2 separate regions of the Mus musculus genome follow, and region 2 is linked to region 1. Evidence: chromatin loops called from intact Hi-C (ENCODE). Cell type or tissue: left cerebral cortex. All regions are shown on one strand. Each heading gives the region's core, and the rest is flanking DNA. Links, peaks and the distances in the headings are about the cores only. Region 1 holds the start of Ulk3 (unc-51-like kinase 3). Region 2 holds the start of Fam219b (family with sequence similarity 219, member B).

Region 1 (15,764 bases), core at 4,769-12,768:
TACAGATGTGCAGCAACACTATGTATGACTTTAATGAGGAATAAAAAGGGGGAAAAAAGTTCTTAAATGAAGACTCCAAATGTCATCATACTCACTGATGCCTGGCAGGCAGGGTAGGGATAGCATTCTGGAAGTCCCAAGTATCTGCTCCAGTGGTCATCTCCGGGGCTTGCAGGGCAGAAGGAAAGTGCTACAGGCACCTGGTGCCTCTTGGCCTCACAGAATAAGTGCCAGCCTGTGGGGAAGCCATCAGTATTACAGGCAGGAAAAGCAGTTTGTTTCAAGGGCAAAGTTCCTATTAGGTTTCTCTATAAAATAAGAGCAGGGAAGGGTAGGTAATCTTGACTGGGAAAGCTGAAAGGGGAAGGAAGCATTGAAAGGGCGAGGACAGAAGGGATCCATGCCCTGAGGAGGGCTGCCTGAGGCTCTCCTACTGAGCATCCTTTGAGCATCCTGGGGGAGGCACCTGCATCTCTCATATGCTCCTAGTCCACCCCCTGAGGAAGGGATTAGCAGCCACTGGACAAAAACCCTTTTCTGACCTTCCCAAAGGAGCCCCAAGCTGGGGGTGGGGGAGCATGGGCTGCCTAGGCCAGCATCAACAGCAGGCCCTCCACCCTCAGGGGCCTTCTGCCTAATGGGATTGGACAGCCCCCTCCCCCTCAGTGCTTTGCTGGCTGAGAAGGAGGCCAGCATGGCAGGTCAGGTGGTAAGGGTGCATGGGGACACTCACTGAACCCTGTCAAAGCAGGGCTGTTTGGCGCCTGGGGTCAGGAGGCGGGAGGGAACTCTGTCTCCTCACTGACCCTCTTGAACCCCAAGAGGCCCTGAGCTGTCTTCAGTGTCCCTGGAATGGAGCAGAGCAGGCTCTGGGGCAAAAGAGCCAGTCTGAAGCCCAGGCAAAGATGAATAAAGTGAGCAGGCTGAGGCGACCCTGTCCATCTGCGTCAGCTGTGCTAAGGATTTGCCTCCCTACCCATGTGTTCATCTGCATCCCCCAATACCATGCGCACTCTTGGTTCCACGCCCTTTACAGGGAGCGGCTAACCCAGCCAAGCTGGAGCTGTCTTCTGCACAGGGCCACCCAAGTCCCAGCTCTCTCCCCATCCTGGTTCCATGCTCTTGTTTTATAGTCGTATGTTCCAGGACTATCTGGTATGAAGTGAAGGCCACAAAGGAAGCCATTGACCCCCAAGAGTCCCCCCTTTAACAGTGCCTAAACCCTTCCTCTACCAAATAGGTCCTGATGCTTCAGGCCTCTCTCCTCCCATCCTTTTGCTTTCTCCTTTCCTCTTTCCTTCTTTCCCCTTGTGGGACACTGGAAATGTCCAGTAGTGATGAAAAAAAAAAAGTCTTTCTGACCCAAATTCTTTTTATCTGCCCTCCCCACCCCACCCCCATCCATAGCAAGCATAGATTTCTTCTTAAGGAAAAATGAGAAAGAATTCCCAAGATGGGTGAGGGATTCCGAGGGAAGACTATCCCAGGACAGGGGAAATCAAAAACACACAGCCTGCCTGATCCTCCTACTCCACAGCGTACAAATCAAGGTGTCTGACTCCACGACACTCAGGATTCCAGAGAACTCAGTGGCACCCCCGGGGCCCGACCTAAGGAGCCTCCAGTCCACTCTTCCTGCTTCCCACCCACCCAGGCAGCTCAGGCCCAGTTCCCAGTGGGAAGAGGAGTGCAGAGATAACAAGTGGCTTCCTAAGGCCAGCTGTTTCCCAGGGTGGGGGCAGGGAGGGTGGCCAGGGTTTGGAATGTACAGGGTCTCCCTTTTCACCCCAACAGCCAGATGGTCCCTCTTCAGACACTGGAAGCCCTAGGCAGGCACTGGGGACATCTGGGGCATGTTCCCTTATCCAGCTGAGCGTCTGACAGTGCCTATTGACCCAGCTGAGGCTCTGGCTCAGCACTGGGCAGGCAGGAGCGTCTGTCCTCTGTCCCACAGAGCTGAGGTTCCAGCAGGGTCGGGGAGCTGTGGAGCCCACTGTCCTGCCTCTAACCCTGTGACTGCCGGACATTGCTAGTTCTAGTCTGTATGAGGCATGGGGAGCCCACTGGCCTGGGTCCAGGGCACAGTAATGCTGAGGCTGCCTCTGTCTCAGCAAGACCTGTGCCTGCATTTCTGTAGCCAGGAATGTAGGTTGGACACAGCTTTGTTTCTGTGTCTCTGTGTGTTTGATAGTGTGAATTACTGTGTGTGTGTGTGTGGGGGGGGTTGAGGTGGCGGTGGGGGCTGGCCAGATGATGTGCCTCATGCCTCCTGCCTCCTCAGCCTCATAGTTGGGGCCATTGTCCTCTTAGGGAGGGCTGGGACAGCAACTTGGCCTCTGGGGATGGACTCCTTCCTTCCAGACAACCTTATATCCTTTCCTATATCCCCAGTTGGGGGAAACCAAACCAAACCAAACCAAACCAAAAACTAAGGAAGGTGGGGGAGGCGCAGGCTGGGCCCAGAGACACCTGGGTCCTGTGGTCTATTCCAAAGGCTCATCTGTTCCTTCCAGGGTAGGTCCATGGGAAAATAGGAGGTTGAGGTCGGGTGCTGACCTTGGCTTGGTCTGGTAGTGGGAGAGTGGAGATGGGAAGGCAAGGGGGTGCAGCTCCTAGACAGACATTTTTGAAAGCCTTGAAGTGACAGCAATTCTCCACCTCTCATAAGGAAAATATTTGAAACACAAACGTGAAGTCTCCTCTAGGCCCGTGCCACTCGGAAAGCTCTCCGGATCCCGCTCCCTGTTTGTTCCAGCTCCCAGGCTGCCTGCCTCCCTGCTTTGGGGTGGATCGACGAGAGCTGCCTGGAGGACATCAATTCAATGCTCGGGAGAGCCTCAGACTCCCATGCTGCACCTCCTGCACTGGGTGTCCCACATGGGCCCATTGCTCAGACACCCTGTGTAAGAAGCTCAGGTCCTTGTTCCCAGCCAGCTGGCCGGTATGGCCATCACAGTAAACAGTGGTCTGGAGACAATTGCCCCTCTCCCTTCCTGTCTTGTGAGGGTCACCCATCCTGTCATCCTGTCCCTTCCCAGCCAGCCCTCTCCAGTCATCCCCTCCTCTTTCTTTCCTTATTTTTCCTTCCTGAAACTTTTCATCTACTTCATTTCCAGAGAAAATCTCAAGTATGTGTTTCTCCCTACAGTTGAAAATAACATTTTATTGTACTTGTGCTATATACCAGGCCTACACACATTGCCTTGTGAGTCTTACTGGGCACGTTCACCAATAGCCCAATTGTACAATCCAAGCATTGGGCCAAGGAACAGAACTAACAGAGACTTCAGCAGCTCCCTCACCCTATAGGACACTGCTGTACACTGCCCCCCAATGGCTAGGCCAAAGGCGTCAGGGGAATTCATTCTGTCTTGGTCCCTCCTGTATCAGACCCAGGAAGATCTGGGGATCTTTGGGGGACTAGATATGAGAAGGAACCCTAAAAGATTCTCTTTTCCTAAAACCCAGCTTGCTCATTCACTGTTGGCCCAGAGTCAGGAGGCTCCTGGGAGTGTGCAGGGCGGGATGGTCTACAGGGGACTGTTCTAGAGGGCTACCACCTGCCACTATGCCGAGGTATGCAGAAATAAGGCCTCATTGGGCTCCCAGGTCTATCCATCCATCCTGACGCCCTGCTCCCAACAACACACACTAGGTGGTTGGCAGGAATAGTGGCAGTCAGCAGGACTTCTGGGTCCCAGAGACTAAAGGCAAGAGGCAGGTGTACAGTCACTTCCCTCTGGGCCACACTAGTCAGGCTCCCCAGCTTCTCCTGGTATGAGCAGGATCACTTCACCTATTTTTCCAAGGCAAGAAGAAATGCATAAGTATGGAAAATAATTTAATAGAGAAACAATGAACTATAGTCTTTACATACATCCAGCCTCTAGCAAGGAGGGTGTTCCATTTTGCCCTAAGGAGGCGGTTAAGGGCAGAATGATTGAAAATCACCAGTATTCTCTAACTTTAGAAATAACCCTTCACACACACACACACACACACACACACACACACACACACACCCCACACACACACAGAGGAAGAAAGAAGAAAGAAAGAAAGAAAGAAAGAAAGAAAGAAAGAAAGAAAGAAAGAAAGAAAGAAAGAAAGGAAGGAAGGAAGGAAGGAAGGAAGGAAGGAAGGAAGGAAGGAAGGAAGGAAGGAAGAAAGAAAGTCTCAGTGCCTGTCATTTGGGGGTCATTTGTGGCAGAACAGCTCCTCTGCTCCTTATTCAAAAATCAGCCTTCAATAAGAATTTGAATAAAAATCTGAAACAAGATGATGACCTGGGGGAGGGGGTGTTTAAAGAAGAAAAAAAAAAAGAGCAATCTTCCAGTAACTCCAGATACGTAAGTTCTTCTCCAGCTCATACAGGGTATAAGCTGTGGATGTATCCATAGCTTAATAGGACAGAGGGGAAGACCCAGCCAAGACCCAGCTCTAGCTCAGGGTCCACCATGTGACTAGTGTGGCATATCCCCTCAAAGAGAGCTGTAAGTGGGGGTATGAGGACCCCTCCTCCATGCCAAGGCAGGGAAGGTCTGGGGTTCTCACATGTATTCCACCTTTACAAAGGGCATGACTTTCATGCATGAAGGATTGTCTTAAAGAACTGAAAAGGATGGCAGCTCTGAGCTCGCAGGAAGACTGGAGAGGTCTGAGAGCCGAGAGCATACTGTCAGGTAGGTAGTCCCTGAGGGTATCCGAGTGTCCCATTCCAGTGCAAGAAAAAAAGTAGGGTTGGAATAAAGGCTCCCAGGGAGGGGTGGCCCAGGTACAGCAGCTGTCTGGTAGCAAGTGTCCTGAAGAGGCATGACGTCCTCTTTGCAGAACAAAACACAACGGGGTGATGGTGTCCTGAAGCCGGACAGGCTTAGACCAGCAGTCACCTAATGACAAGGTCACATTCAAGTAATTCTCCCAGAGCTTAGTACACCTGCCACCAGACGCCCCAAGGGTGGAGAACACTCAGAGGAATGCTGGGAACCAGCATGTGGGAGCTGCTCGTCCAGGAAGGTCCCAGGTGTGCAGGTGTCAACCTGAGTTGGTAATGCAGCTTCTCTCTAGGGTTGTGCTCCATCCGCTGCTCCTTCCGGTGTCACTGCAGTGTGCAAGCTAACAGAGGTGAAAGAGGAAGGTCAAGCTTGGGTCTCTTACAGGAGAGGCAAAACCCTGTTATAGGCTGTCACACCCCAGAGCAGGACTCACAACTACGAACAGACTCCGACAGCCCCTCTTTGTCCAGACTCTCCGCTTCCCAGTGAGACTCCCTTATCTGTGGGATGTCAAAGCAAAGCGAGGGGTAAGATGGAGACAGCTGGACATCAGAAGTCAGAGCCCACATACAACCACAGAGAGGAGGAACCCACAAGCCACTGCCCAGTGAGGCCCGTTCGTGCCCACCTTGATCTGCTCCTTCAGGTATTCAGCTCGAGCCATGAGGTTCTGAACCTGCCAAGAGACGACATGGGCAGACGTGAGGAGGGTTCAAGTGCCTCCTCACCCCTGCTGCGCCCCAGAACCCTCTGTCTCATTAGAATGGCCTTGTCTCTGATAACACTATCTGTTCCCTGTTGTAGGAGCCCGGCAGACTTTTGGTTTAATCTAGGCACAGAAGTCCTGGGTCACTGACCTCACAATTCTGAGGCAAGGAAAGTCCATATGCGATCTATTTATGTCCCACAGACCTGAGTAGGAGGAGGGAAAGGAGCACTTCTCGACTCCCACCCCTACCTCGGTGTGAAGGAGCTCCCGCCTTCGGCCTGGGGCCTCTGCTGTAAGGAGAGCGGAGATGGTGAGGACAGGGTAACCAGAGGCAGGGCCCGTACCAGTGCTGGGGCCTTACCTGCCAACAGCACTAGCAGCTCCCCGAGGCTGTGCTGGTACAGGTCCAGGGCATCCTGCTCTTTGCCAGCTTCCTCCTCCTACAGCCAGAGGGGCGACACACCATTCTATATTGTGCCTTGGTGTCCTTTCTGTCCCACCCGGACTCCTCCCATTGAGCAACGAACCTTGGCCAGGGCAGCTGAGGCCACTTCCAGGGCAGCCAGGAGGCGTGGTTTGTCACGGGCCATCTCTGATGTGAGAGTAAAGGCTCATGGTGAGGGAGCAGCCTGTTGTTTTCGCATAGGAAGGCCCTGTCAGTCCCTGCTGTGATGGAGTGGGTTGGCCAGGACTTGTGCACAGACAGGGACAGAAGCCTACCTCGAAGCAGCTCTTGGACAGTTGTGCCCTGTCTTAGCAGGGCCTGATTGGAGGAGGAGACAATGGCTTTGAGCTCCTCTGCCCGGGACACATACTGTCCCACCTGTAAGAGAATGTGGGGCTGAGGGCTATCCCCCTATCCTGCACCCACCTCCAAGTTTGCCTCTAGTCCTTAGTGACTGCCTCACGCTAACCATGGCAGCCACCCAACAAGCTAGCCTGGCCCACCCACTTCCCCTAGCTCTATCTCGTGGGAGAGGTTTCAAATCTAAGAATGTCATTTGCCAGAGGCTCTGGCATCATCTCTGGTCTCTCCTTTCATGTCCACCCATTTTCTCCTGGGGAGTTCACCCACCTTCGCCTTAATTGCCTCCTTCCTCTGGGCATCCACTTCGTCTGCAGAAGGTGAAGGGTTCATATGAGGATGCTGTCCTGAAAGCCTACCCCACAGTAAGCCCTTTGCAATCTTCAGATACTCAGTTCCACGTTGATCTTCTGCACCATCTCCCCTAAGCTCTGAATGGGGAGCCTGACCCAACTCCTGCCCCCCTCTGCACACAGGTTATAGGAATGGCCTGGTTCTCACAGTGTAGCGCAGGTACAAAGAAGTCCAGAGCCTTGCAGTAGAGCGACAGGGCAGCGGCAGCATCCCCCTCCTGGTCCTTCTTCACAGCCTCCACCACAAGGGCCCTCTGGGGGGGAAATTGGAGGATCAGCAATCAGACCTACCTTCCTAATGCCACAGCAAGTAGCATCAGTCAGCAATCCCACCCCTGTGCCCTGTGGCAACCTGCTCTACTTCTGTGAGCCGATCACCTATTCACCACCAAGAGCAGGCAAATGAGACCCAGCCCACCCTATCCCCATCAGTCTGCTTACTGCCTGTGCCAGGCTCTCCCCACTGGGCATGTGCTCCAGGTCCACCCAGGGATGGGCAAAGAAGTCCTTGAAGGAGATTCGACGGGCGGGGTCCCGCTCTAGAAGTCGCTGCAACAGGTCCCGGCAGTCTAGGGAGAGTTGGGGCCGAAGAGGGAGCTACAGAGGCATAGAGCAGAGACACATCACAGAAGGCTCCAACATCTGAGCCCAAAGCCCAAGGCCTGTTAGGAACCCCCATAAGGGTACGTGTTTGCTGTGGGTAATCTGAGTGGATCATGGCAAGTCCCGGTGATGTGCAGGAAGAGAGCCAAGCATCCTTTATCAGTCTCCTATCAAATGGGTATTTGCCTCCAGCCCCGGACTATGGGAAGATTGGGCCTGGTCATTTGTTGCCTGTCGTGGCTGATATGGATCCTCAGGAACGGACCAGACTCTAGGCTTCCACCACAGAACATGCCCCACTGCCATGAAAGGCCCAGAGCCTGCACTGCAGTGCTGAACAAACTTCTGGGCCTTGAGTCCCTCAATCCCCGGTGGATGCCTAGACCCTGCCAGACGCACCTCAATCACCCGATTGCTGCGAATCTTTTCTTCTAGCTCTGAGAACGATCTGGAGGCAAAGGGGGGCTGCCCAAAGAGGGCTTCTGTGGAAGAAGGCAGAGGAGGGGCCGGAAGGGAACAGGGTTAAGTCTGGCCTAGCTCGTCCACAGAACGGGGACCAAAAATCCCTCAGAGTAGAGCCCTTAATTCTCATCTGAACCCAGGAGAGGCCCAGAAAAGCCTGGCCCAAATACAGAGTAACTCTCAGGGTGGACAACAAGGGAAGAGAAGTCTCACCGTACAGGATCACCCCCACAGACCAGAGGTCCACACGCGCATCATACTGCCGCCGACACACCATCTCAGGAGCCATATAGAGCGGGGAGCCACGGAGCACGTGTTTTTCGTCCCACGGGGACATGTGCTGGGCAAAGCCAAAGTCTGCAGGCAAGAGGGCAGGCCCAGGGTTCAAATCCCAGCTGCTCCTATGAGGCCAGTCAGGGCTCCTCCCCACCCTAGACTCACCTGTACTACTCCCGCCTCCTCCCCTGTGCAATACTCCTATATCCCTGGGGGGGGGGGGGCGGCTCGGGGAAACCCTCTGCATGGCACATGGCCTCTTAAGCACCTTTTCCTTAAACCTATCTCAAATACAATTCCACAGAAAGCCCCATCCCAGCCCCAGAACTAAGTTACGTCATGATCACTGGCCTCCAAACTCAAGCCCATTCTTTATATCTTACCAGAACCACAAACACCTGTCCACTGTTAAGTGTTCTCCTCAGCCGTCCAGACTGAGCCCTAACCCTAAGAACAGAGCTCACAGACTGATCCTGGATGCTGGTCACACATTGGCACTAGTTCCAGACTGAACCCCAACTCTAATTCAGACTTGATCCCTAGCTCCACCCACCACCCTGCAGGACAGAAAGTGTGGGCAGCCTGGGAATGGGTGCTACCTTTTGGCGCCGGGCTCAGCTCTACACCTCCTGATCTGTCACTAATGACTTAACAGAGCGACCCCTGGGAACCAGGCCGCTGAGGAAGCAGCACAGCCAGGAGCTCACTGTTCACCCACTCTAAATGAACTGCCACCCTGCTGTTCCAGACGCAGACCTGCCAGTTTCAGGTGGGGCTTCTCCAAAGAGCTCAGCAGGATGTTCTGCGGTTTCAGATCCAAGTGAGAGATGTTTCGTTCATGCAGGAACTGCAGGGCACTAGCTGAGGAGTCAGCCACCAGAAAATAAGTCAGAGCCTCTTTCCCACCTGCCTCTCCCCTCCCCAGGCCTCCACCTATCCCCGTACAGCTCTATTACTGCAGCGCTGTTCTGGCTGAGCTACAGAATATATAGAAGCAACAGACTCTGGCTACTTCTAAGAGTTCCCAAGTGCCTGTTCTCTGTACCCTTCATAAAACCACCCTCCCTTCAAGGAGCCTCCAGAAAAGCCCCAGCCCTTAAGGACGTTGCATTCTCCCTCACTAAAGCACTTGGGTTCCACCTACTGGGCCCTGGAAGATGCCACAAGGTTCTTACATCATGTTCTCCATGTGGAAGCCTGAATTCCCTACAGATGCTAGGGACACAACATGGCAGACTGCAAAGCATTGGGATAGGGGAGAAGAAGCCACGGGGTGTGTCACAAGCTTTTTACCCAACTGCTGCATGAAAACACGGGCCACCTTCTCAGGCAGGATCCTGCGGGTATGAATGAAGCGAGACAGGTCACCCCCTGCACAGAACTCCATGATGAGGTAGATATTGTCATTGTCCCACTGTGGTTGCAAGTAAAGAGAGAGAGCGTGAGTTCCAGGACAGCCAGGGCTATACAGAGAAACCCTGTCTTGAACCCCCCCCAAAAAAAGGGAGCGAGAGAGAGAGAGAGAGAGAGAGAGAGAGAGAGAGAGAGACAGCTTTAGGCGCTGTCCCTTCTCCAGCCGCCTTTGGAGGCACCCCTTCCTGGGCTCAGACCTGGAAGTCTTTCAGCTGCACGATATGGGGGTGCCGAATGCCCTTGAGGATCTCAATCTCAGTCAGGAGGTTTTCCACTGACGCCTTGTTGAGACTCTTCTTGGCCACGCATTTTATGGCTACCACTTCCCGAGTATCCTTCTGTGGTACAGAAAATTTGGGGTGTCTGTTTTGAAGGGGCCGACCCCATGGGCTGGAGTGGGCTCTGAGTCTGCAAACTTTCCCCTGTTTGGAGTCTGTCCACTCTCCATGGACCTCCAAGTTTCCCAGCTTCCACGTCTCAAATCAACGAGGCATCCGGATTCGGGAATCCCACCCCAGCAAGTGTTCTCCAACGCCGTGCTTCTAACCCACCGCATCACTTTCTAGAGGGGGGGCGGGGAGGGTTAGGGGGCGGGGGATGTCACTATTTAAAGAGCTATCCACTCTGCATTCTAACTGGTGCTGCCTCCTGGGAGTCTGACCCCAGACTCCTCCCAGCCCCTAAGGCAACTTCCGTGCAGAGCCGGTTCTTCAGCCACTGACACAGAGATTCCCTTAGGTCATCGCCCGCACCTCCAGACCAAACTGGCGTGGCTGTTTTTAAAACCTAAAAGGGGCGGTTAGCTCCAGCCTCCTCTACCAGCTTGGGCAGCCACTGTGGCCTTACTGCTCTCAAGGCGGTCGCCTTTCCTGCTCAGCTTGGCCCGTGACCCAGCCGGGCTTGCAGGGAGTTGGCTGGCACGGGAGTCGGGTGCCCGGCGCCGGGACACCTCCGGCACGACCCGCCCACACCCACCTTGGCGTAGGCCTTGTACACCGTGGCGTACGTGCCACTGCCCAGGCGCTCGGTAAGGATGAAACCGTCCAGCCGAGGGAGACCCCAGCTGGGCCCAGCCATCCCGCGCCCGCCGCCAGGTGCTTCCTGGTTCGGGGTGCAGGTTCCGGCCAGCAGAGAAGCTGGGGGCGCTCGAGGGGCGGCGAGGCGGGACTCCGCAGGGCCCCGGCGCTGCCCGCCGGAAGCGCGGCTCGACACCTCCCCTCCGAGGCTCCTCCCCGCCGGCAGCGGGCTGGGTGACACCCTCTGCCAAGGATTGCCAGGCAGGTTTCAGACACTGAGGCTTTAGTGGGTGTAGAGTTGTGTCGAGGACTGCGGACACGATCACATGGGAATGGCATCCTAGAGACCACCTACGTAGGGGGCGGGAGGAAGAGCCTGGCTCACTCCCTGCCCTTCAAGACCAGAAGCAGTGGATATGAAAATCCCAGGGCCCCACAGGGTGACGAGGGAGAACGGACTCCAGCAAGTTCTTCTCTGATCATCACACGTGCTCTGGCCCTTATTCATTCGTTTATTTGGTTTTGGAAGACAAGGTTTCTCTGAGTAGCCCTGGCTCTCCTGGAACTTACTTTGTAGAGCAGTCTGGCCTCGGAGTGCTGGGACTAACGGTATGTGCCACTATGCTTGGCGAAAAACAATTTAAATGCCTTTGGAAGAGACCAAGTTGCCATTGCCAGGGTCCTCGATTCTGCCTTTCAACTCTTTCCCTAGAGTTGAGTGGTCTGTCGTCCAGCACAGCTCAGCCACCAACAACCTTAACTGTCACCTCACCTATCTTAGTAGGCCCTTAGTCTGTACTTCAGTAGGCTATAGCCCTCCCAAGTCCACCATTGACATCAGGGCCAGTGCTGTCCGAAAATCTTTTTATTTAAGCACAAAAATTGAGACATGACATATACATCTGTACATGGAGGAAAATAATACCAGGAAGTTTACAAAACCCCGGTGGCTGACATTACCACTTGGTGGCTCTAGGGCTGACAGCATGAGGGTAGTCTCAGGAGGGCCCCAGTTCCCAGGGGCAGGAGACTGGCCAGCTTGGTGAGCTCTCGCAGTACTGACAAAACACAGGGTCCAGGTTTCCACAGCGGCTTCTTAGGTGCCACTGCAGTGACACACCCGTGGAGCCCCCAGGACAAGTAGAAAGGGACCTAGACTCCATTGTGGGAAGAACCCTCAGAAAGAAGGCTCGGCAGTCCTGCCTGCAGGACATAGTTCAGGACTGATTTCTTCCAAAAGACCCTAAGCGTTTTAAGAGGTGAGTATTGCTGAAGATAGGCAGGGGCCAAGCTAAGGCAGAGGGGCAGAGTCCCTTGGGAGGAGAGAAGCCAAAACAAGCAGACATCTACCCTCTCACAAGACTGGTAGAGGCTGGGCAGGACTTGACTTACTTGTCTTCGTCCCCTCCTCATCCCCCAAGTCTCAACCAACCCCACTTACTGTACATTCAGAAGTCTGAAGAGAGGCTAGGGAGGGCCCCCAGAGGGCACAAGGTGCTATCACACATGAGTCGTAGCAGGCACAGGGTCATGACTCGGTTGTGAAGAACACCAGGAGCTCACCGGAAGAGGACTTGGGAGACTTCTGTGCTCCCACCCAGAACACAGCTCACCTAGAGTAGAGCCACTGGGGGACTTAGGAAGCCCAAGCATGAAAGGCAAGGTTGTGGAGACCCAATACACATGGAGCCTGTAGAGGGAGGGAGTGAAGTACAGGGTGCCTGTGGAAAATCCCCAGTACAGTGAGCCCAGGTTGGCCCATGATCCCAAGCACATGAGTCCATTTGTTTTCAGGGAAAACAGTCCCATTGCTTCCAGACAAAATCAGACCAAGCCACCATTAGAAAAGGAAAGACAGCTTTGTTATTTTTTCTTTTCCCATGTGTTTTTTTTTTTTTTAAAGTCCTTGTCCCTTCCTCTCCTTCCCTCTTGTAGAGGAGAAAGCTGACTACTGAGGGAGGAGCAGGGACAAGACAAATCCCTGCCAGGTCTGTGCTGGTGTAGTCACTGCATAAGGCACCCGAGGAAAGTGCAGCTCAGAAGACAGTTGACAGAGAGGCCAGGGCTCAGGGAAGGAGAGTCGGGAAGCCTAATTCCCCTGAAAGGCTCCTCGGGCAGCAGATGAGGCAGCCCCGCGAAAGGTTCTGCTGCTGAAGATACCCTGGGAGAACTCTTCCTGGGCCTGCTGGAAGCTGGCTCCTGTTCGGCGGTAGAAGGCGTGTACCTAGGGAAGGAGGCTGGGGTGAGAAGAGCCCAGAGCAAACCTAGCCATCAGGGTATGGTGGCAGCCACTGGAGGGGTCAACCCTGCCTGGCTGCTTACCCATAGCCTTGGATGAGGTGCTGGGCCCCTGAGAGCTTCAGGAGCAAGGCATATTTAGATTTGTGCCTGCCCAGGAGAGATGGGCATTTTACTGGGGTTCGCTGTTGGCTCTGTCCTACTTACCCGCTGCAGGAGGAAGAGTGAAAGCCCAGCACAGAGGGTAAAGAAGCCAGCCACTACCATCATGATGATGGTCACAGCTAAGGGCCCATTTTTCATCGTAGATAGGGCTGCAAGCCAACCACTACAAAAGGAGAACGCAGAGGTGAGGTAAGATTGAGACTCAGAAGTCCCCAAGAGGAGCACTTCTCCCAAATGGCTGTGTCCTGACCACCACCTGGACATTTCCCAGCCGCACAGGGAGCCTTGTGGTTCAATGACCTTTCTCTGTGAGTGAACAGGCTGTGAGTGCTGACAGGCCCACACCGGCCCAGCATGAGCTCTCCTGAGGTCTCAGAGGTGGGGTCATGTCTTCCTGCCCAGTGAGGTTTGGAAAGGAGATACAGCAAGCCCCTTGCCAGGAGCAGCCCAAAGCTCAGTGCTGCTGACTGAGGGGGGGGACTGGGAAGACCGGGCTTTCACAGAGGACTCTGGCGAGAGGAGCACTGGCCAGCCTGTTGCCTCTACTCTGTCACCTCAGTTGTTAGTGGTTGTCACCCCCCAGAGCCTCAGTGTCCTTAGCTGTAAAGGGATTATTCTCACACTACCTGATGTCAAGACTTACAACAAAGCTACAGGGATCAAAGCAGTGTCGGAATAGCGGGAAGAGCAATGCCATAGGCTTCAGTGTCCAGATGTACATATTTTTAGAATTATTTTCTGGGGATTGGCAAGATGGCTCAGCGGTTAAGAGCATTGACTGTTCTTCTGAAGGTCCTGAGTTCAAATCCCAGCAACCACATGGTGGCTCACAACCATCTGTAATGAGATCTGACACCCTTTTCTGGTGCGTCTGAAGACAGCTACAGTGTACTTAGATATAATAATAAATAAATCTTTAAAACAAACAAACAAAAAAAAAAAGAGAGAGAAAAGAACACTGACTGCTCTTCTAGAAGTCCTGAGTTCAATTCCTGGCTACCACATGGTGGCTCACAACCATCTGTAATGGGATCCAGTGCCCTCTTCTGGTGTGTCTGAAGACAGCTACAGTGTACTCATATACATAAATAAATAATTCTAAAAAAAATTGTTTTTCAGTTTTTTTTTTTCTGTGCATTGTTGTTGTGTCTGTGTGAAGGTGTCAGATCCCCTGGAACCAGAGCCACACACAGTTGTGAGCTGCCATGTGGGTACTAGGAATTGAACCAGGATACTCTGGTATAGCAGCCAGTGCTATTAACCATCAAGCCATCTCTCCAGAACCCCCAATCTATTTTTTAGGGTCCTAAAACCAAGGGGATAGAGAGGTGGTTCAGTGGGTGAAGGTACTTGATGCCAAGCTTGGTGGTAGAGTTTGATACTCAGGACCCACATGGTGGAAGAGAAGAACTTATCCTGGAACCTTCACATACATGTCCTGGCATGCATGCTCCCCCTCCCCGGTCTCCTGATAAATACAAGGAATAATAAAAAAAAAATTGTTGGGGCTGGAGAGTTGGCTCAGCAGTTAAAAGCACAGACTGCTCTTTCGAAGGTCCTGAGTTCAATTCCCAGCAACCAACATGATGGCTCACAACCATCTGTAATGAGATCTGACACCCTCTTCTGGTGTGTCTGAAGACAGCTACAGTGTACTTATATATAATAAATAAATCTTTAAAAAAAATTGTTAACACCCTAAAGGGAAACTGATGGTCTCTTTACAAATGGTATCTGAACAACTGATCCTTACTTTAATCATACATGAAAATTAACTCAAAGTAGGACAAAGATTTAATTGTAAGACCTATAAAACTCTTGGAAAGGCTAGGCATGGTGGTACATGCATTTAGTCCCCAGTACTGGGGAGGCAGAAGCAGAAGAACATACATTCTAGGACAGCCAGGTCTACATAGTAACCAGGATGACAAGGACCACAGAGAGACTCTGTCTCAAAAAAACAAACAAATGAACTTGTAGAAGAAAACAGGAAGTAAGTTTCATGACACTGAAGTGTAACACTAAAAGCAAAAGCAGCAAAGAGCACTGCAGAGGCAGGAAGCAGCTCCGCAGGGGAAGGAGTTGCCACTGCATCTGACAGCCCGAGTCTGATCCACAGAACACACACAATGGAAGAAGAGAGCTGACTCACAAATCTCAACCTCTGCTTCCACATTGAGGTGTATACATGTGACCCCACATGAACACGCATGGACACATGGGCATACACATACACACAGAGAGGAAAGAAAATGATCACAGAAGGTCTAAGGGAAGGCAAGAACAGGCAGGAGCCAGCTGAGCTTACTGAGTTCAAGGCAGTGAAGGCAGGGTCAGGACCAGACCACAAACCTCAGACTCTGTCGAGAGTGCAAATATTAATTGTAGCATGCCCCACCCCACCCCACCCCACCCCATTTATTTGTTTGTTTGTTTGCTTTGAGCCACTGTCTTACTATGTAACCCTAGCGATCCTAGATCTTTTTATATAGACCAGGGTCGCCTCAAACTAAGAGATCCACTTACCTCTGCCCTCCTGAGTGCTGGGATTAAATGAGTGTGTTACCATGTTCAGCTTATTTGTTTTTTGAGACCCTGGTTCTCCAGGCTGGCCCAGAACTTATTGCATAGCCCAGGCTAACCTTAAGCTTCCAGTCATCCTGCCTCATCTCCCAAGTGCTGGGATCACAGACACGGGCCACCCACACTTAAAGTAATAATGAAGCTGGACTATCCACCAAAAGGGTGGGGATTAGGACACAGAATAAGGTCACAGGGTGGCAGGACGGCAGTGTGCTCAGGCTCAGGGTGCCAGTGTGATGGATGGCCAGTCCTCTCCTTACACTCTGTACGTGCTCCCTGCTGTGACAAGCAACTAAAATAGTGCCACCCTCCCAGACTCCTGCTCTCAACCCCATCATTTTGCAATGTTCCCTGTGCACTGGTATA
Region 2 (15,764 bases), core at 3,777-11,776, 54 kb after region 1:
TGCACTCTTTGAATGTATACTGGATTAGAAGCAGTAAATTTGGCATTAGTAACTCCAGGAGCATGCCCAGGCTGGACCATCTTCAGGACAAGGTTTCTGTATGCATGAAGCCTGAGGCCTGCCACTCTTCTGTACCCTCTCAACACTGTTACCTCTGAGCCAGTGTGTCCACCAAAGAGGCAACCACTCTGCCCTAGCTGAGGTGTTAGGCTAACAAAGCATGCATCCCCCAGCATTAGCTCAGCATGCTCTCAGCTGCAGAGAAGGGAAGGGAAGGGAAGGGAAGGAAGGGAAGGGGTAGGCCAGTGGACTAATGAAGCGTATTCCCTCTAGCTCCGTCAAAGTAATTAAAGATCACTTGTGTTGAGGATACAGAGTGAAGAGCAGTCAGCCTTTGGTATGCCTGTCCCTGATGTGGGAGGAAGGAGCTCTCTGATGATGTCCAGGTTTGGTTTGAATTCTTCATACAGCTTCGTGGGGGTGGGCAGGCTGGATTCCAGAATGCTTTTACAGGAAGGGGTGGGAGAGGAAGCCAGCTCCAGCCTCAGTTGGACAGCTTGCAGGGAGGCCTTCTGCTCCTGTAGTTGACTTTTTCTGAGACTGTCTTCATGTTCCAAAGGTTGGCTTTGGAGCTCTGCTTCTGCTTCCTAATGGCCCCTGGTGTTTGCACATGGTATGTATGTGCACATGGTATGTATGTGCACATGGCATGTATGTGCACATGGCATGTATGTGCACATACATGCACCTGCGTGTTACTCCTCAAGAACCATCACCTTTTTTTGAGACAGGGTCTCTCACTGGTGCCTGGAACTCACCAGTTCAGCTAGACTGACTAACTAGCAGGTCTCAGTGGTCCTTCATCTTGACCTCCTCAGAACTGGGATTACAGGTGTGTGCCACTACTTTTGGCTTCTTATTTGGGTGCTTGGGGTGAGGGCTCAGGGATTTGAACTCAGGTCCTCATACTTGCATGGTAAGCACTTTAACAACTGAGCCATCTTCGTAGCCCCTTTATGTATTGTTGAGGTTATCAGACAGCTCAGGCTAGTGCTATGTATTGGGGGCTGGAGACACAATTCAGCAGTTAAAAAGTACTTGCTGTCTTTGCAGAGTACCCAGGTTTCATTCCCAGTTCCCATGTGGTGGCTCACAATTGTAACTCCAGTTCTAAGAGATTTGACGCCTGTTCTGACTTCTATGGACTCTTGCACCTGCATACATGTAGTACACACACACTTAAGTGTACCCCCCCCCCCCACATAAGATTAAAAAACCAAAGCTGGCTTTTAATCCCAGCACTTGGGAGGCAGAGGTAGGTGGATCTCTTAAATTTGAGGTCAGCCTGGTCTAAGTTTGAGTGAGTTCCAGGATAGCTAAGGTTACACAGAAAAACTGTATCAAACCAACCAAACCAAACCAAGCCACCCACTGCAGCACAGTACAGCTCACTACCAGGACTGCATTTATTATAACAGACTATGAAAGTGCAAGGCAAGAAAGAGGACTGAGGGGCAGTGTAAACAAACGTGGGGGAGGCACAGGCACTCCTGAGGAGGCTCAGACGCCCTCCTTCCCAGGGACAGCCTCCCGCAGAACACCCAGCCCTTGGAATTAAGGCAGTTAGGGTGTGAGCACCTCTGTGCCTTTATTGGTGTTATTTTTGTCTGTCCCCTAACAGCTGCCCATTTCTATCCCTCCTAGCTGGACACTACTGAGCTTTTTCCACAAGTAATGCTTTTCCACACGAGGCCACCTAGCTCGACAACTTTCCTTCCAGGGACAGTTCTAGCCAAGTACAACTACCCCAGAGAGTGTGGTTTCTTGGGCACTGCCCACCCCCAGGAGCTGCCAAATGTCCAGGCTACTCTGTTTTAACCAAACAGAAATAGAACTCCACACTTAAGTTCCACAAGCCCTTGTGGCCTCACTGAGCCCTACCACCAAGTCTTTCTCTACTCTGTACTATCTCTGTTCCCTCTGCACATGAGGACTCCACCTCTGCAGAGCCCTAGAAGCCTGGATATGGTCTGTGTTCCTTCCCTGCAGGCCATACATAAAGTGCTCAGAATGAGATCCTTGCACAGAGTTGCAGACTCCCACTGTAGAGCCCAGGCAGCATCTATGACCCAACCCAAGAACCAAGTAGATGTGCCTCTGGCTTCTGTCCCATCTTCCTTCTTGTGATGCTGCCAAGCAGTCGAGTAAAAAGCCCCTAGACATAGTATACTCTTTTCAGCCTTCCACAGCCTGAGAGCAACAACAAAACCCCCTGCTAGGCACTGGCAACAATCATGAGAACAGATTTGTGGCCAAGTAATAGGGAAAGCCTTATCTTTTGATCTTACCTTTTTTGCTACTACCTATGAAAGGACATAGCAGGCATATCATTTCTCCTAAGCCTCCAGTAATCACTGGACGGACAGTCACATGTGGTGCCCAACCCCTAACTCTGACTATTGCCGCCCCTTATGCTGGGAACCGTATCTACCCCAAGCCTCACCACACACCTGGGTAAGATAAAGCAAAGAGGCCAGGCAGTGGTGGCGCACGCCTTTAATCCCAGCACTTGGGAGGCAGGGGCAGGTGGATTTCTGAGTTCAAGGTCAGCCTGGTCTACAGAGTAAGTTCCAGGACAGCCAGGGGGCTACACAGAGAAACCCTGTCTCGAAAAACCAAAAAAAAAAAAAAAACCCCAAAGAGGAGGACCCGGGCAGAGGGGGACTGGGAAAACTAGATTCCAGGAAGAGGCTTAGTACTGAGTCTCAGGCTTGGGGCTTAGCTGTGTTCTCCCAGAGGCTTTTTTTTTTGTTTTGTTTTGTGCATCAGCCCTAGCCTTGCACAGGCTAGGCAAGTGCTCTACCAGCCTGTGAGCCCTGTGCTGGGGAGAGAAATGTGCCTTGTTAGAGGGAAGGCCTCCTTGCACTGCAGATTCATCAACTCAAGTGGGGTCCAGGAGCTGGCTTAAGTCTCCCCTTCCCATCCTGTCTAAACATTTCCATGTAGGCCAGAGTCACACAGCTACACCAGGACACCTCTCATCCATCAATACTTCTCAAAAGCTTACACAGCTAAACATAGGAAGGCACTAACTTCCCAGCAGCTCCCTCTGCTGGTAATAACAAAAACTGCAGATTCCTGCCAATCCAATTTTTACCTCAAAAAAAAAAAAAAAAGTCGGAGAAACTCTCCAATGCCAAGGAACTACAGATAAATAAACATATACAACAGAGCAGTTCTCTTGTAACAGGGGAAGGGCCAACAGAGTTACTAAGCCCATCCAGACAGCAGGGCCAGCAGAATGGTCCAAGTTCAGAGGTTCTGAAAGCCACAGGCCCACTCCATCATTAAGTTAGATTCCTTGCTGTAACCTAAGGAACAACCCACTTGGCGCTTCCCAGCTGTATTCTTTGAGATTCCTCCTGCAAGCCATAAAGTGCTGCTCTCTGCCTCTCACCATACCCCCAGCACAGCCTGAGTGAAGGAGTTCGTTCTTTCTTCTCCCTCCTCAGGAGGAGTCAGAATGTCTGTAAATGGTTTTCTTAGCAATCAGCATAAGAACCTCAGGAAGTTTCTCCTCCCTTATTAAAGTGGCTTCCTGAAACTGCCCCAGTGGGAACCTGCCGACTTCCACCTATCACCTATGACCCAGACGGGGGCCTCTGACATGAGAAGCACCAGGTGAGGGCTCCTGTAGGCCACTGGCCTCCCCAGAGGTCAATGCCTCCAGTGGTTCTAGGCTGGCGGTGATACCCAGTGCACTGAGTATCACTGTGAAGGGCCATTGGGGCCATCGGCCCATCCTGGAGGGCTATGGCTACTGGAGGGTACAGGAAGAATCCCCAAGGCAGCACCAGCAGCAAGAACACGCGGAAGAAGCAATAGGCTTAGGAGGAATGAGGTCCAGGTCCTCATCATCTGGAATCTCATCCAGGTGATATCCATCCTGCAGCAGCTGCCGGCTCACATCCTGGTTCACCTGCTAAAGGAAGAGGACAGAAGTGTAAAACAGGATGCGAGGCATACAGAGCTGCTGCCTAAAGGCAGGTCCCTGCTCTACCTAGCCCCAGGCCTCTGCACATCCTGCATTACAGAAGGACGGCCCTTTCTGTGCAGTGTCTTTCCAGCAGTGAGGAACTCCCCAGAGGCTCACTGAGAACCAGCCAGGCTTCTCTTTAAAAATCTGTCACCCAGATATCCATATCAAGATTGAAGAATATGGGGCTGTCCTCTGTGGTGGTACATGCCTTTGATCCCAGCACTTGGGAGACAGGCAGGCAGTTCTGAGTTCAAGGCCAGCCTGATCTACAGAGCGAGTTCCAGGACAGCCAGGGCTATGTAGAGAGGAAGGTTGGCAACAGAAAACTAGGCTTGAGTATTAGAGGTATATGTGGAACAGTAGAAAGTGGTAGGGGGACAGCATTGCTGCTAGTTCCTTCTGTGCTGGCAGGGCTAGGTTCCTGCAAAGCCAGCCTGCTTTCACCAGGGTGCTGGTAGGCAGGACATCAATGATGCTAGGACATTTTTAGACTTGTGATTCTTGACAGAATTTCCTTAGTTTTTGACAATCTTAATGTCTTAGACATATAAGGAGGGTACAATGTGCAAGCTGTTTTCTCCTTTGCAAAACTGAGATTAACCAATGATTCCTAGGAGAATAAAGACGAGCTACCCAGTGCGGCCATGTCCCTAACTGCAGCTCATTTGTACTTGTACTGGCACATGGTACCATGCCTGGCTGAGAATTTTCTGTCCCTTTGGTTCTCGCTGGGACAATCACTCTAGAAAGATGTCCTAAAGACCAGCCTAGGAGGTGTGCTCATACTATTGCCAGAGATGGAACTGAAGAAAGCAAGCTCAGTGGAAGATGGGTGGGGGAGGGTTGAATGCTGACTCAGAGAAAAAAAGGGAAGCCTTGAATTACCTTTCAACACTGGAAGGCAAACCTATGACCAGTGGGTCCAGGCTGCAAGAAACAGAAGACCTGGAAACTACCCAAAGAGGGCAGCAAGCAATGTTTCTTAGATGTAGTGAGTGACCAATCACAAGAAGCATTCCAGCACAGTTTATAGACACTTAGCCGGAACTTAGAAAGAGGATTCCAAGATTATGGACTTGACATCACTTCTAGCTCTGAGGATATATAGTCTCCTGAATTTCAACAGCCATCCTAAGATGCCTGTCTCTCTTTGCTTAGGGAAGAGGGAATAGTGGAAGACTAGGGAGCAAAGTGGAATCTAGCACCGTGCTGTGCACACAGCAGGCAGCACAAACATTTTGGCAGTGGTGGGTGGTGACCTGCCTGCAGCCTGACCCTGCACAGATAGGCGCTCTGGACTTGCCTCTGCAGAGGAATACCCGGAGGAATATCTGGATTCCAGCTCCCCATCACTAGGAGAAGAGGAAGACAATCAGTTCAGGGGACATCTCTGTGGCACAGCTGCAAATGGCGAGGGCATGCAAGGGGGTCTGAAGGACTTGTGAAGCAAAGACTGCACACCAGAGAACTCAAGCCCAGAGTCCCAGTGAGCACCAATGGCTCCCGCAGGTGATTCTCGCTAAAAGTGCAAGCCCAATAGGACAGGAACACTTCCAGCCATGCTATCCCTGGAAGGGACAGCAGTCAAAAGAGAGCAGCCCTGGAGTGTACATGAAGGGCCTCGGGGGAGAAAGGCAGCAGGCAAGGGCATCAAGCACTCTGCTGATCTATTCAAGTCACTGCTGACTATTTCCAAGGAAAGCACTCACCTGTCAGAGTCGAGGGACACCAGGTTTTCATCTGGACTCTGGCTAAGAGCAGTGTAGCCCTTGTTAAACTTCACTGACCTGAGATGGGGCGGGGAAGAAAGCAGAGGCATTTCACAGGGAAGGCCAGAGCCCTGATCCCTATGCAGAAAGAACTGAGTGGACTATTCCAGACTTTCCTTCTACCCGGTCACAGTCACCACGAACTGCTGTTCTATGCAGTTGGCTCCGGCTTCTCGGATTCTTTTCTGGCCCACTCTACTGCACTGAAAGCTCCTAGGAAAGGCCCACCTCCCCATTTCAGGAACCAGGTAAAAAGCTGCATCTTTCCACCTTAGCCTGGGGATCCCAGGCAAGTCACATTTGAGTTTCAGCTATAAACAGCTGTGTGAGGTCTTATTCAGCTCTAAGAGGGTACCATTCTGCCTTTAAAAAACAAACAAAAAAAACTCCAAAAATACTGCACGGGCTCTCCATCTTCACTCCCGGGACTCCAGCAACCATCTCATCCTTTAATGCTATCCTATCTGTGCACTGATGCAACTCCCCTTTTACAAAGTCTATTTTATGACTTTTCTATTTTGCACAGTCTTTTAATAAAGAGTAGAGGTAGTTCCAGTTCTCACTCTCCCACCCAGCCCCATCCCTCCTAGTTCCCATTCTTAAGATACCAGCAAATAAGCTAGCTAGCTCAACCTTAAACAGTGCCCTGATTCCCAAACAGGAAGGGATAGGGCCTTTGAACGCTGCTGACAGAGGAAGTAAAAAGCCCAGTGAGACCTTTTCCCTGAAGAATCGGGTCGGTTCGTCAAGGCACCCAGCATGCCCTTTCTCCGCAGAACGGCCTTGGCATGGTCCCGGTGCTTCTCTGGAAGTCAAAGGGTCTTATGTCAGCCAGGTCTTCCCCATTCTGCTGCTTTTCGGACTGTCGGGGACAGGAGAGGGCTGCACCTAAACCCCCTCCACTCTGGGGACAAGATCACGGGGCTCTAGAGACCAACCCCAGGCCACAGCAACCCGCTCGGGCAGAGACCCTTATGCAGCCCACTGCACTCACTCAGCTTAGCCTGAATGGAAGGTGCGCGTGTCACCAAGTAGGGTCCCCGCTTCTCCATGGCGGGGGGCGGGCGTTCCCCGAGCCGGAGGCCCGCGCCGCCGCTCTGTCCGGAGGGCAGCCCCGCAGTTCCTGCCACGCTGTCGGGAGCCGCGCCAGGCTGAGACCCCTGGGTGGACATCCGCACCGCATGCCCGCGGAACTCCTCGGTCGCCATGACCGGTCCCGCCCCGCTCCGCCAGTGGCCAGACCGGCGCGGGGAAGAACGAATGACAAGACGTAACACGCCTTTAGAAAGATGGCGGCGCGCAGGCGCGGGTTTCCCTTGGCGCTTTCCGGCCGCCTGCTGCGGAGAGAGCATCAAGGTTCCGCCCTACCCGTCAGGAACTGGCCAGCCCAGGTCTTGCCTTTCAGGTACTCTGAGACCCGAAGTCTGTCTGAGCCTGTGGATGTGCAGGAAAGTCAGTTCAGTCTGTAGTCAAGTAAAATGACACATGGTAGGCTAGCGGGTTGTGCCGACCCAAGTCGCGTTGCAGGCCTCTTTCACCGCAGCCGGGGCTCCTTTAAGACCAATACAGGAGGGGTCGGGCTCATATGAAGGGGCTACAGGGCTCTTCTCTAGAAAACAGGCCTGGGAGGGTCAGGATTTACCCACGGCATCCTACACAAATGCCACCGGTTTTTGGTTTCTTGCCTGTCCGAGACCTTGGCAACAGCTGGCTCTTTTTTGTTTGTTTTTTGTTTTTTTCCGAGGCAGGTTTTCTCTGTGTAGCCCCCTGGCTGTCCTAGAACTCACTCTGTAGACCAGGCTGGCCTCGAACTCAGAAATCTGCCTGCCTCTGCCTCCCAAGTGCTGGGATTAAAGGCATACACCACAGCTGGCTCTCTTTAGGCATATTTCCACACTTAAATACAACCTTGGGGCTGGAATTATATAGCCCAGAGATAGACTTCTTGCCTGGCATGCAAAAGGCCTCCCTCCCTCCCTCTCCTTTTCCCTCTCTCTCTTTCCTCTTCTCTCCCTCCCTCTTTTGGTGGTAAAATGGGAAGTTAGGAATGATGGTGCACACCTGTAAGCTCAGGTCAAGGGAGGTGGAGGCCGAGTTCATGACAAGCCTGGGCTATAAGTCCTTGTCTTAAAAAAAAAAAAAAAAAAAAGAACGAAAGTCCTGCAGTAGCAAAAATAAATTGGACACCAGCAAGCAGGGTGAAAGTGCACTCTTGAGTCTATGTGGCAGGGTACAAGGCTGTGTCAAGACTCTTGACTCTGGCCCCCAAGGGATGTGCTTGTGTCTGGCTGGAAATAAGCTCCAGATCCTTGTAGAAACTGCCAAATATCGCGAGACTGTTCCATGGCTAACACATTGTCAAAGGGTAGGTCAATATTGTACAGCCGAAACCCAGGGACAAAAGAACAAAAAATGCTGCATAGGAGAAAAAGAAGCATTTGGGATCAGAGCTTTGGGAAAAAAAAAAAATCAGATTTGATAAAACCTATGCTATCTTGTGAATTCCACCCCAAACTATCTGCCGGACTCCTTTTATTTTTAGGCAGAATCTCGCTATGTAGCTCAGACTGGCCTTAAACTCACAATCCCCGAGCTTTGGTTTCCCAGGTACTGGAATTGCAGGTTTACACTACCATTCCCAGCTGTTGGAATTGCTTACTTCCAGAAACACACAACTCAGTTTATTGTTCAGCTGGGGAATACAGCTCAGTTGTTGAATGTTGCCTAACACACATGAAGCCGAGTTCATTTCCAAAATAAGTGAGACAATTTTGTTGGAGTAAGATCAGTATCCACAAGATCTGGCTAATCCACAAAACTCCAAGTCACCGGACTGAAGCTGGCCTGAGAAATCAGGTGAAAGAAATAATCAGATATGCCAAACCGGTTTCATCGGTGTGACAGCATAGCTCTCTATGCCTCAATAATAATAATAATAATAATAATAATAATAATAATAATAATTCTTCCCCCCCCCCCCAAGACAGGGTTTCTCTTTGTAGCCTGTGTTGTTCTGGAACACACTGTAGACCAGGCTGGCCTCAAACTCAGGAATCCACCTGCCTCTGCCTCCCAAGTGCTGAGATTAAAGGCCTGGGCCACCACTGCCTGGCTGCCGTAATTCTTTTGTAGAAAAAAATAACCAGAAGTTACCTGTATTGGTCAGTTTTGTTTCCTGTCTCCCTGCCCTAGGCTTCTAAGCAGAGCAAAGTAATCACCCAATCCATTCGTTTGTTTCTGCCCCTGTGTGGCCTATAAACAAACCTTCCAACTCTGCTCTTTGGAAACAATGAAAAACGAAGTTGCCTAATTTTAGGGGTGGGAGTGGAGGACCCAGGATGTACTTGGCAGTAAAACATTTTCGCCTTGGTGACAATCTTCACCCTCACTGTTAAGTTGTAATTTTGTCTCAAGAAAAGTGCTATTTGGTAGATAAGAGTTTAACACAGGTCTGAATCTAAACCCCATTTCCTACCTTACTGCTACATTCTACTGTTTGCCTTAACCTGGTAGGAAGATATGAAAAGCTACAAGATGTCTCAGCCAGAGGCATTTGCCACTATGCCAGACAAACCAAACCTGAGTTTGATTTACTTAGTGGAGAGAACTGAATCTTTTAAGTTGTTCCCCTGAACTCCACACACTCATTTAAACGAAATAAAAAAACTTGAGGGGGGGCCTACAATATGGCTGATATGGTGGCAAATACCTTCAATTCCAGCGCTCAGGAAGCAGAGCACGCAGATCTGAGTTTGAGGCCAGCCTGGTCTAGAACAGCCAGGGCCACACAGAGAAACCCTGACTTGAAATACAAAACAAAAAGCCAGGATCATGTCTCCTGAGAGGGATATAGTTAAAATTCCACATAGCACAGAGGGTTTTTTTGTTGCTGTCTGGCCCGGAACTATGTAGACCAGGCTGGCTTTGGACTTAGTGGTCCACATGGCTCTGTTTCTTGAGTGTGGAGCTAAACACAAGTGCCACCATGAGTGAACTGCAAGACACGCAGATTATAGGATGGACTGGACTATGCAAAAATATGAACTGTATTTTATACCTTTTTTTTTTTTTTTTTGCTAGATAACTTGTGTGCACAGGTGTGAAAGTCAGAGTAACTTTCACGATTTGGGCTCTCCTGTTGTGTAGCTGTGGAGACTGAACTCAGGTCATCCATCATGCTTCAGAGCGAGCACCCTCGCCCACTGAGCCATCTTGCTGGCCTGAAAGCATATATTCTTCAAAGTTGATTCAAAATATGTGGAGTTGGGAGGGAAAAAGTCAGGAGCTGGTGGTAGGTGGGAATGTATAAAACTACCCTACCCTACCTCAGCTAATGAATGGTCTGCAGCAGCAGTGCTCAACCTGTGGCTCACAACCCCTTAGGGAGGGGTGTATGTCAAAAGACCCTTTCATGTGGGTTGCCTAAGACCATCCAAAACCAGGTATTTACATTACAATTCATAACAGCAGCAACATTGCAGTTATTAAGTAGCAATGAAAGTAACTTCATGGTTGGGGGTGGGGGGATTCCTGCATCAGGAAGTCGAGAATACTGCTCTATAGTCTAAAGATGCCCTCTTCTAAACAAGTCAACCTTCAGCCTATTTTATACTCTAAGGACCTTCCCTGGGAAACCTCTCCCTTGCAGCTTCAAACTGGAAATCCTTCCCATTAGTTTCACTCTTGTTATGGTCCAACGGCTCGGTCTCCCTCCCTGCTTTCCTTCCTGTTTGTTGCTCTGTTGTCAGCGTTGGCATGTCTGGTACAGGAGGCATTCAATGTCTGTAGCATGAAGACCATTACAGCATCACCTTATACACAGTCTATTATACACCTGGTAGGTAGATATGAACTGTTTTCTCTTTGGCTCCATCCATGGCCGTGAGGAAACAGACTATTTTAATAAGTCTGCATTCTGTATTAAGAGCCTGGATGGGTGCGGGGCACACACCTATAATTCTAGCGCTGGGAAGTAGAGGCATGAGGGTTAGGAGAGCTTCGAGGAAACAAAAATCCTTTCTTCCTGCTCCAGTGGTAAAAAGACCAAACAGATGACAGTTAGGTAACCTTTAGGGTCTAGCATTAGCACCCTATCCTAATTCTTAAGGCTTTAACTAAAATGGCACTTCCTTTAATGCCTTTTATGTTCATAGTACCTGAATGTATGTTCACAGAACTTCTAAATTTGCTATATTAGGGAGGAGTTGTTTAATATTTCTTAATGTTTCTTCCTACAAACACAGAATTCTCTAAGAACAGGACATCAGCATGAGTCCCTGGGATGAGTCATCAAAATAATATCTGGAGGAACATGAAGAGTGTCTGGAGGAAACTAAAAAGCAACAGCATGGGTTTATTTTAAAATATTTTTTCTTCTTACTCCTCTTCCTCCTCCTCCTTCTTTTCTTCCTTTTTTTTTTTTTTTTTTTTTTTTGAGACAGGGTTTCTCTGTGTAGCCCTGACTGTCTGGAAATTGCTCTGTAGACCAGGCTGGCCTCAAACTCAGAGGTCTACCTGCCTCTTCTTTCCAAGTACTGGGACTAAAAGTGTGTGCCATCACCCCCTGGCCAATTCTTTTTTAACTTACTTATTTATTTTATGTATATGAGTACACTGTCGTTGTCTTCAGACACACCAGAAGATCCCATTACAGATGGTTGAGAGCCACCATATGGTTGCTGAGAATTGAACTCAGGACCTCTGGAAAAGCAACCAGTGCTCTGAACTGCTAAGCCATCTCACCAGTTCCCCAATTCTAGTTCTTAACCAGGGTATGAGAGGTCTTCTGGTAGGGGAATCAAATTTTATTAAAGGTGAGAGTAAAACTAGACCATAGTAGGTTTCATGGTTGAACAAATGTTGAACATGCTGATGTTCACGTTGAACAAGTTTGATGTACATCTTTAAAACAACAAAAATCAAACTTACTAAAACTCCCCGCAGCATCTACATTTAACTTAATACTGTTTTCCTGTTGGAGTAACACAGCCGTACTGCTGTCCCACAGACCTATAAGCAGGAAGCAGTGAGAAGCTTGCTGGGATTATGGAGCTCCTGAAGTTAAATAGGGCTGTTCCCTTAGTACTTTCAAGGAAGGAGTAAGCCCCTTTCTCTAGTCTTTAACCACAATGCCTGCAAACCAATCACAGCAAAGACAAATACTCTGATGTCTAAGCTAACAAGGTGCTGCCGAGAGCAGGCAGAGAAGAGCTGGCTGCTGCACAGCACTTTTCTCCACATCACCTTGCTGACTGTCTTTAAGACTTTATGTACCCTTGGCTGACCTCAAACTCAAGAGATCCACCTGTCTCTCTCTGCCACCCATGAGCTGGGACTAAGACTGTGCCCCCATACCCAGCTCAGCCTCTGCTTCTCAATGCAGACAACATCACAAGACCTAATTTCAGTTCAAACTCATTTCCCTTTATTAAAGTCCAAGTTACTATTACATGGTTTGATACTCAAAGGAAAATTTGTTCAAATAAAACATTTCCAGGCAACTGTTTCAATCAAGTAGCAATAGCAGTTAAGTCCTTAGGAAGCCCATCTGCAGAGAGGGAGAGAAAAAAAAAAAGCACAGAATTAGCCAGTAAAGTGCTAAAATGAAGACATTTTATTTAAAATGACCTTTGGAACTACAGCCCCAGGAAACAGCCTCCACCCTGGAGCACTTCCTGCTTTAATACAGCCTCCGTCAATTTACAAGGGCCTGACTTTGTAGCCTCTTCATCATTTACACCACTGGTACTTAGCCTTTTTTTCCTAATCAGAAAAGTTTAAAGCCAGGTAATCCTAGCAGTCAGAACAACATAGACAGGATAGTAATTTCAGAGCTGATCAAGATGGCTGAGCAGGTAAAGACACTTGCTGCAGAGCCAGACAACCTGAGATGAAGCCCTCGGACTGACATGATAGGAAAAAACTGACTAGAAAAAAATGTCTTCTGAATTTCACACCGTTGCTGTGGCACAAACACACACAAAAACCCACAGGACAGTGCTGCCATCAGCCCACCACTCTTTGAACTGCTACTTACCGAAGGGAGTTTACACTTTGTCAAGGCCCAGCTCCTCTGGAGTGGAGATTCCCAATTCATTTAAAGTTGGTCTAAGTTCCTGGATGACATAGGGATAGATTTCCTTATGAGGTCCTGCTTTGTCCTGTTGGCAATGAGAATAGTCTGTTAACAAATGAAACTGCAGGGCTGGGGTTAGACCTCAGTTGATAGAAGCCCACCAGCTGTTCAGAAGGCCTTTCAGTTGGGCCTCAGAACCACAACCCAGGTGTGGACTCCTGTAATTTAGTAGAGACAGCTCAAGTATGAGAAGCTCAAGGTGGTAATGACAGAATTTTGAAAAGGTAATTAAACATGCCCATCAGGCATCAGAAGAATTAAATTAACAGAAGGGAAGTTTCTTAACTTGCTTCCAATTTAAAGGACTGACTTTATCAACTACCAGTGCTGAGTGGACGGACAGCTCCAGAATCCTTAATTATCTTAGTCAGTACAGATAAAGTATTGTCACTTTCCCCTTACAAACCAAAAAAAAAAAAAAAAAAAAATTTATTTAAATTACACACACACACACACACACACATTTACTTATTTTTATGTGCATTGGTGTTTTGCCTGCATGCATGTCTGTGTGAGGATGCAGATAACCTGGAACTGGAGTTACAGTTGTGAGCTGTCATGTGAGTGATGAGAATTAAACCCATGTCCTTTGGGAGAACAGACAGTGCTCATAAACAGAGACATCTATATTTTTTATTTTATGTACACTGGTGTTTTGCCTGGATGTCCGTGTGGTGTGAGGATGTCATCAGGTCCCATGGAACTAGAGTTACATACAGTTGTGAGCTGCCACATGGGTGTTGGGAACGGAACCCTGGATCCTCTGAAAGAGCAGCCAGTTAAGAGCACCAGCAGCTCTTAGCAATTGAGCCATCTCTCTAACATTAAAAAAAGGGCGGGGGGGGGGGGGGGCTGGTGATGGCTCAGCAGGTAAGAGCACTGATTGCTCTTCTGAAGGTCCTGAGTTCAAATCCCAGCAACCACATGGTGGCTCACAACCATCCATAAGGAGATCTGACTCCCTCTTCTGGAATGTCTGAAGACAGCTACAGTGTACTTACATATAATAAATAAATCTTTAAAAAAAAAAAAGAAAAAAAAAACCAAAAAGACAGGCTCTCACTATACTGTAGCCCTGGTTGTCCTGGAACTTACTATGTAGACTAGGCTGACCTCAAATTCAGAGACCACCTGCTTCTGACCACCAGTTTAAAACTCCCAAGTGCTGGAATTAAAAGCATGCCTAGATCCTTAAATCATTTTTATAGACTATGTTCTTTCATGGATAACCACACTTAAAAGGATATTGTGTACTAGGCCATATCACCAGTGTCAATAAGTGATATGGCCCACCTATTCTGGAACAACCTTAGCATCATTTTTTTACTGACCTTAACAACCTCCAAGATGCGAACAGCACTAGCAAAATCATTTAACCGTCTACATGCTCGCAATGCAGCATCAATGATTTTGGGCTCAGGAACCAGATCATAGCCAACAAGTGTATTCATCCCTGTCAAGTTAAAAAAAAAAAAGTTCACATTACCCTGAGATATCCTTCTTCATACACTCAAATTTAGTTATCTGTCTGCTTACTGTCCATGGCTCAGTTCTCTCTAGTCTCACTGAATCATGGACATGTGACCTCATCTGTTCGGGCCACTGTTATCTGTAAAATGAGAATCTATGTAACAAACTAGTAAGAACACACCACAAAGAATTAGCACAATTACGCAACAGTGCTGAGATTAAAGGAAAAGTCCTGGAGCGTTAGCTTACTTGCTTAACTGTTAATACAATACAGGAATTTTGAATTCTTTAAACTAAACAGTATTGAAAAATCATCTAAAAACAACCAGAACAATGCCTAAGGAGAGATAATGAGGCCAGAATGACGACATTAAGAAGGCATTATAGAGAAACATTAGTGTAAAGACACAGAAACATTCAACCAGAAAATGACTGGGCATGATTACTTTTGTGTCTGCACAAAACGGCACATCAAGAAAATTGAAGTCTTGATGAAAATGCAGAATTGCTGTTTTTTCATACATCAGTAAGATCTTTAGGTTTTAAATAAGGAATTCCACAGCTGCAGCAAGATAGGACCATTACATTCTGGCAGAGAAGTTAAAAGCACTTGGGATGCTTGCTTTTATTATTGTAAACTATTTAAAGAATACATTGGAGAACCAACCATACCCACAGCCACATTGCCACAGATTCTTGATCTGAGATTATATAGTACACTTACAATTAATGACTGGTTAACATTAGTGCTATTTGTTCCTGCTCAAATGACTGCTCATCTAAATGATCTGAAAGACACAGTAGTAGTAACTCTGCTGTTAAACCAGCGCAGAGAACAGCCTCTCAACAGAGCTCTCTGGCTCACATGTCAATAGGGCATGTGTTCCCTCTTTCTTCCCAGTCCTGGGGACCAGACCCAAAACCTATGCATGCAAGGAAGGAGCTCTATCACTGACTAGTATACTCCAGACCTGCTGTCTAGTTTAAAACTCACACTTTATAGGAAACATTATAGAAGTTGCAGGCTTTTCTAACTACGAGCTGTGACAGTCACCAACTCACACAACATGTTTTCAAACATACAATGTGTTTGCTTTTAAGAATAGTTCATGTTTATACATGCAAATATGATACATCTATGTTCCAATTACCTTTACGCAATTCCCAGGCATCAATGTCTGGCTTGTTGAAATATGTCACCCAGCGAGCATCAAACTCCTCATCTGTCTCGTGTGACCCATGAGAATAGCAGCGAATGGAACAGACAGCTACAAAGGAAAAGAGCAATGACGTCAATAGTGGAAGACCACTCAACTGTGAATGCTATTATCCTGTCCCTAATGCATTCATT

What was found. A loop is a pair of places that touch in the nucleus more often than their neighbours do. Peaks named below come from ENCODE experiments on the same cell type or tissue, not always from the same donor. Only the 100,000 strongest peaks of a DNase experiment are listed, where the experiment ranks them.
Region 2: it touches region 1 in a loop (2.7-fold over the local background); 10 of 42 quality-filtered maps call a loop at or near these places.

Annotation. Positions count from the first base shown.
Region 1 is chr9:57,584,294-57,600,057 of GRCm38, reverse strand. It overlaps Scamp2 (secretory carrier membrane protein 2), which reads right to left. Exons shown (of 9, transcript NM_022813.3): 8 at 12,858-12,978; 9 at 11,260-12,636. The coding sequence ends at 12,502. Ulk3 (unc-51-like kinase 3) reads right to left here and starts at 10,606. Exons shown (of 16, transcript NM_027895.1): 1 at 10,372-10,606; 2 at 9,594-9,734; 3 at 9,277-9,397; 4 at 8,740-8,844; 5 at 7,921-8,064; 6 at 7,645-7,727; 7 at 7,084-7,239; 8 at 6,791-6,896; 9 at 6,560-6,600; 10 at 6,205-6,307; 11 at 6,012-6,076; 12 at 5,846-5,924; 13 at 5,734-5,774; 14 at 5,404-5,451; 2 more. The coding sequence starts at 10,473. The coding sequence ends at 5,099. It overlaps Cplx3 (complexin 3), which reads left to right. Exons shown (of 3, transcript NM_146223.3): 3 at 1-66. In left cerebral cortex, for the core only: CTCF peaks have their summits at 9,127 (motif pointing left) and 10,533; DNase peaks (open chromatin) are centred at 8,586, 9,138, 9,940, 10,613 and 1 more place; H3K4me3 peaks cover 1,506 bases; H3K27ac peaks cover 1,628 bases.
Region 2 is chr9:57,528,873-57,544,636 of GRCm38, reverse strand. It overlaps Fam219b (family with sequence similarity 219, member B), which reads right to left and starts at 7,109. Exons shown (of 5, transcript NM_001166364.1): 1 at 6,803-7,109; 2 at 6,526-6,613; 3 at 5,749-5,826; 4 at 5,343-5,391; 5 at 1,450-3,982. The coding sequence starts at 7,016. The coding sequence ends at 3,818. It overlaps Cox5a (cytochrome c oxidase subunit 5A), which reads right to left. Exons shown (of 5, transcript NM_007747.2): 2 at 15,565-15,681; 3 at 14,275-14,396; 4 at 12,845-12,968; 5 at 12,210-12,355. The coding sequence ends at 12,855. Mpi (mannose phosphate isomerase) reads left to right here. Exons shown (of 8, transcript NM_025837.2): 8 at 1-369. In left cerebral cortex, for the core only: no CTCF peak of the experiment used is centred there; DNase peaks (open chromatin) are centred at 6,579 and 7,101; H3K4me3 peaks cover 2,229 bases; H3K27ac peaks cover 1,673 bases.